Regions from separate parts of the Homo sapiens genome. Here region 1 is linked to region 2. Evidence: read pairs that join two places in POLR2A ChIA-PET (ENCODE). Cell type or tissue: PC-9. All regions are shown on one strand. Links, peaks and the distances in the headings refer to the core of each region. The heading gives the core; the rest is flanking DNA.

Evidence for each region. ChIA-PET counts read pairs that join two places held together with the same protein. Peaks named below come from ENCODE experiments on the same cell type or tissue, not always from the same donor. Only the 100,000 strongest peaks of a DNase experiment are listed, where the experiment ranks them.
Region 1: POLR2A ChIA-PET joins it to region 2 with 18 read pairs; 4 of 35 experiments call an interaction of 5 or more read pairs at or near these places.

What each region holds. Positions count from the first base shown.
Region 1 is chr15:41,959,442-41,962,350 of GRCh38, forward strand. All of the region lies in intron 1 of EHD4 (EH domain containing 4), which reads right to left. Among named protein-coding and RNA genes, the nearest start is that of EHD4, 12 kb to the right of the region's middle. In PC-9, for the core only: no CTCF peak of the experiment used is centred there; no DNase peak of the experiment used is centred there; H3K27ac peaks cover 489 bases.
Region 2 is chr15:41,869,862-41,872,770 of GRCh38, forward strand. It overlaps SPTBN5 (spectrin beta, non-erythrocytic 5), which reads right to left. Exons shown (of 68, transcript NM_016642.4): 27 at 2,441-2,598; 28 at 1,921-2,056; 29 at 1,514-1,659; 30 at 585-699; 31 at 382-492; 32 at 1-159. Among named protein-coding and RNA genes, the nearest start is that of MIR4310, 4.8 kb to the left of the region's middle. RefSeq lists a silencer at 1-153. In PC-9, for the core only: no CTCF peak of the experiment used is centred there; no DNase peak of the experiment used is centred there.

The DNA.
Region 1 (2,909 bases), core at 90-2,589, 90 kb after region 2:
ATAAACGAGATCTTAAAATATGTTCGTGCATACCTTGGCATCTGTGCATGGAGTTTGGGGGTTCAATTCATTGCTATTGCCTGAAACATTTTTAAAATAAGTTTTGGAAAGTTTCATGTAATATATTTTTCTTCAGAATACTTACTTGATCCACTATTTCACTAGGAGAGGGATGAAAAGGAAGAGTTACTACTTCTACTCTGATTTGATTTGAGCCTGGAAAGATGTTTTAAGAGCAGTTTCTGGCCGGGCACGGTGGCTCACACCTGTAATCCCAGCACTTTGAGAGGCTGAGGTGGATGGATCATGTGAGGTCAGGAGTTCAAGGCCACCCTGTGGCAAACACGGTGAAACCCCGTCTCTACTAAAAGCACAAAAATTAGCCGGGCGTGGTGGTGCGCACCTGTAATCCCAGCTACTCGGGAGGATGAGGCAGGAGAATTGCTTGAACCTGGGAGGCGGAGGTTGCAGTGAGCCAAAATTGCACCACTGCATTCCAGACTGGGTGAGACTCCACCTCAAAAAAAAAAAAAAAAAAGCAGTTTCTATTGTTTAATCTATCCTTGTGTTTCACACCAGGAAAAGTAAGTGGGAGAATCAAGCATTTATTACTTCCAAAGTCTTACAAGATAGGCCAAGATATATAAATATTTCCTAGCAAAACAGTATGACCTGCACTATCACTGCTTCTAGATACTAACAAATGACAGGTTACTCTGAAGCCGTACTGTACAGTTTATAATGCATTTCACACATTCAGCTTATTTCATCCTCACTGCCATGGGAGCAGGTATTTTTATTCCTAGTTTATAGAGGAGAAAACTGCTTATGCCAAGTTAAATAGCTTACAGGAGACCACATTAATACTGGGTAATGACTACTTTTAACATTTTGATGTATTTCCATCCCATCATTTTTCAGTAAATGTAATTTTCCTTTATAAAATTGAGATAAAAGTTAAACAATTTTGCATCTTGATTTTTCACCATTAGTCTTTCCTCATACCATTAAAAATTCTTTGAAAACATGATTTTTAATGGCTGCATACTATTCTAAGTTGAATATGTATCAATTTATTTTGTCATTTCCTGTTAGGCATTTAAATAGCTTTCTATTTTTTGCTGTTATAAATAATGCTGAGATAAACATCCCTGAACAAACATCTCATCTACTTAAAAAAGTCTCCTTTGAATTACTGAAAAACTAAGTTAGGCTGATCTTCACTTACATTTTTTTTTTTTTTTTTTTTTGAGATGGAGTCTTGCTTTGTCACCCAGGCTGGAGTGCAGTGGCATGATCTCAGCTCACTGCAACCTCTGCCTCCTGGGTTCAAGTGATTCTCCTGCCTCAGCCTCCCAAGTAGCTGGGATTACAGGCGTCCGCCACACACTGGGCTAATTTTTGTATTTTTAGTAGAGACGGGGTTTTACCATGTTGTCCAGGCTGGTCTCAAACTCCTGACCTCAGGTGATCTGCCCGCCTCAGCCTTCCAAAATGCTGGGATTAGAGGTGTGAGCCACCGCGCCAGCCTCACTTACATTTTAAATGTGAAAACTAAGTTTTATTTTCATTTTTCCTTTAGTTAAATCATTGACATGTTATCACCAGGACTGTTTGTTCAGATGATGTCACCTTTGAAACTGCTGTGCCTACTAAGGGAATGGACATTAGGTCATTGAACCAATAAACTGGAATTTGCTGGGTAAAACTTTTCGTATCTCAGGCTATTTTTCCAGCTATGGATGGGATTTATACTCCTCAGGGCTGAGATGTGCTTGAAAGCACACTGCTGTCTACCCACTGCCATTACCTGTAAGTTGCTCCACTCCACCTTCCATGCTGTTTTGGGAGGAGGGTGAAAGAAAGGGAGGGGAATTTCACTAGAATCAAATCAGTTTCTTACAGTTCTATTTGTTCTTCCAGTCTTTCAGTCATGCAATGACTATTTATTGAGTGTTTTTGATGTTGTAACTTGTAATTTAGGAGTATGACAACAGACTTTAGGTTGTAAACTCTTTGATCTGGGAGTACTGTAAATCGTCATGAGGAGGTTATGGAACACAGCATATCCCAAAGTTACTTGACTATGGAACCCTTTTATTTTCTTTGAACACTTACGAATGATCTCCCACAACTGCATTCCACAGAACATAGGTTAAAGGAAAAGGCTAAAAGGCATCTAACAAACTCCATATCCATTTTGTTTTTTTCTCCAAATAGAATCATTTAAATGAAATCCTTTTAAAACTAGTAATAGATAATTTCTTAATGCAATTAATTTATAGATAAGAAGCCACCAGCTGACATAATCTCTTAAGGTGAAATAACATAGGCAATACCATTAAGATTAGAAGCTTGATATGAATGCCTACTTCCTGGTATTATGAAATATGGAACAGAAGGGGAGACAAAGTAATCATGAAGGTAACTGATACAGTTATCTATCTAGAAAACCTAAGAGAATCTACTGACAAGCTGTCAGAATAACTTCTTGAGTCAAATGACCAGATATAAAACAAAAATGTACAACTCAGTAGCTTCCTTACATATCAGCAATACCCTGCCAAAAAAAATAAGAGAAATAAAAAGCCCATTCATAAGAGCAACAGGGCATAAAATACCTAATACATTAATAAGAGCTCCATAGGACCTGTATGAGTAAATCAATCACTTTTCCAAGAAGGTCTGCGTTAAAGCAATGGTGAGCTGCTGCTTGGGAAGAGCAAATACAAAAATGTAACTTAGAGACAGAATGCAGTTCCAGGACAAATGGATCCCAGTGGGATTTTTTTTTGTTTGTTTTGAAGAACCTAACTAAGAAAGTTCTTCTCAAAGAATGACAGAAAATGAGAATTGATAGCATTTGAAAAATAAAGAGTAATGCACGCAGAAGAGTCTTGAGCTAAAAT
Region 2 (2,909 bases), core at 151-2,650:
GAGGCGTGCCCGCTCCAGCTGGGCCCTGCGCTGCTCCATGCGTCGCTGCAGCACTGCCCACGCCTGCGTCACAGCTTGCTGCCTCTGCTGCACCGCATGGGCCTGAGGCCCCGGACACAGCTTCTGCACCCTGCCTGCAGTCTCCAGCAGTTCCTGCAGCTGCGGGAGGGGCAGGGAATAGGGAGGCAAGGGTCATGTCCTCCTGATTATCCCACAGATGTATCCCTTGCCTGGGAACTCTGGCCCCCTTGGGCCACGTCCTGCCATGCACAGGAGGCCCATGGGAGGCCCTGAGGGACAGTGGAAAATCTAGAGGAACAGGCAGGCCAGCCTGAGGGGGCTGCAGGGGCCTGGGTCGGAGAGGCAGCCAGCTGGGCTCACCTGCCGCTCGGTGCCCACGAGTTCTCGCTCCAGCCCCTGGTGGCTTCTCAGCTGCGCCTCCAGCCCACACAGGTCCCGTGCCACATTGTTGGGGAGGCTCGTGGCTTTCTCCTGAGGAAGGGAGAATGCCGAGGAGATGAGGGATGGAGCGTGGGCACTGAGCCTGGAGTGTATCCACTTCTAGCCACCCCTCCGGCTCACACCTGGACCTGGGTGAGGACTTCCAAGAGATCTCTGTGAACTCTGAGGGTGGTCTCGGTGTCTCGGAGCGCGTGGCCTCGGGCCTGGGTCAGCTCCCACAGCTCCGACCAGGCGGTCCTGCCCACGGCGTGTGGAAGACCAGCCGGGGATCAGCTGCCGGGCCGTGTCATTCCTCCCTCCCGCTAGGTCTGGTCAGCCCGCTCCTCTCTGAGTTGTATCGGGACTTGCCCAAAGCTCCTCCTTCTTAAAACCTCTCCCGCCTGTGGCCCTGCCTACGCACCTTCTTCCTGGGAGCCTGTCTTCTAGCTTTACCATGAATTCAGTGCTTTGCTGCTGTAATGCTCGGCACTGCATGGTATCTGTGCTGTGATACTCTTTACATCCTGTGCTTTGACTCACAGTGCGTCACCCAGGTTATGATCACAGACGCTTTGTGGGCAGAGGCCACATCTCTCCGTTCCTCGCTAACTCTGCAACTGGCTGAGCTCCTAAGGCTTCTGCCAGGCCAGGCTCTGGGCTAGGGGTTATGAGCAAGTCATGACCTTGCCTCAAAGCTCACAGGCTGGGAGTGGATCCAAATCAGCCAAGTGGACAGCTAGGAACCACACGAGGCATGGGCTGTCCCGAGTGAGCACAGGAGCTGGGGTAGCTCAGGGGAAGGCCCTGATGTCTGGCCCCACCATCTTCCCACAGCTCCTGCTCTCAATCCTGGGGGCAGGACTCTGACCTGCACACCCAGCCTCACCTTCCTTCACAGACCAGAGCCTGTGGCGGGCTCAGCTTCTCTGGAGCTAGGCCCCCTGCAGAGCCCCGTGGGCAGCCAGGGCCAGTGTGGCCCTCACAGCATGCCATCCTCTCTTACCACTCTGGGCCCTGCCTGCCCAGCTCCTTCCCCCAAACCCCATGCTGGCCTGGCCCGTTGGGCACTCACTGCAGATCCTGCTGCCTCTGACGGACCATGGGGCCAGCACTGTGCCCACGCTCTAGCAGGCTCTCCGCCAGCAGCCGGCAGGCGGCCACCCGCTGGCTGCCCATCTCCACTTGGTGCTGAAACTTTGCAAACTTGGTGCAGAGGTGCTGAGAAGAGGGGAGTGGGTGACAGGGTAGCCCCCAGCTGGTTAGGCGTCAAGCAGCCTGGGAATCGAGGCACCTCAGTGCCCAACTGGGTGATGTGGGCTTGGATAGCCACGGCGTCTGCCCGCTCCACTGAGGAGGCCCCACCTCAGCCAGGGCTCACCGCTCTGCTGCCACCTTCTTCCTCCGCCCCGCCAGAGCCAGCTTCCCCACCCCATAGGCTCTGCCTCAGGGCACCCTCCTTGACCCTGGCCCTCTTCTCACCAGGGCGTGCTCGGGGTCCTCTCCCAGGCTCTCCCCTCCTTTGGCTGCCTGCTTCTGGCTTGCCAGCCAGCCCTGCAGGTCCTCAGCCTCCCTCAGGAACTCATGCAGCCTCAGGGTCCCCTCCAGTTCCCGGTCCCTGTGGTAACAGTCCGTGGTTCCCCAGAAGTGAGTTGCCCACCCCCCTGGGGGCCAGTCGGGCCAGCCAGAGGGGCCAATCTGAAAACTGGGGTTACTCATGGTCTCTGTCCAAGCCTGCGGCTCACGATTCAGGGAGTAGTAGACACAGCAGTGCAGGTGTAGGGGCAGAGGAGGGTGTGGACGTGGGGAGATGGACTGCAGGGAGTTGTGGGGCCTCACTGAAGAATTTATGGAAAGAGGTGAGCAACACACACCCTTTTCCCAATGCATCTCTACAGCCTGGGGTCATGGGTTCTGATTGACTTTGGGCCATGGCATGGGAACAGTCAGCTGTGGCTAGGCCTCCTGTACCCACTGATGAGAGGGGTTATGGTGTCCTCACCGTGTGGCCGCCAACTCCTGCAGTGCCCGCAGCTGCTCCCGGAGCCTCTCCTGCACCACACGCTGCTGCTCAGGGACTTCGGGGCCAGTGAGGGTTTGGGCCGTCTGGTCAAGCTCCTCCATGGAGCTCCAGTAAATGGCTAGTTCCTCCTGTAGAGCCTATGATGCATGAGGACCCATGCCAGGCTCAGCCTGGGTGACTCATCCACCCACCTGTCCGTCCCCCACCCATCCAGTCACCAATCCTCATCCATTCACCCACCACTCACACGCCCATCCATCTACCTCAACTCATTCATCCACCCACCCAGCATCCATCTACCCATTACTGATGGAGTAAGTACTTATTGTTCCATAAAGTGAACACCTGGTCTGTGCCCACTGAGGGCTCATTATTTAGCAGGGAAAGGTGAATGCTGGCTAATCTGGGCCAAGGAAGGGAGGGCACAGGAGGCATTAGACTGGACCCC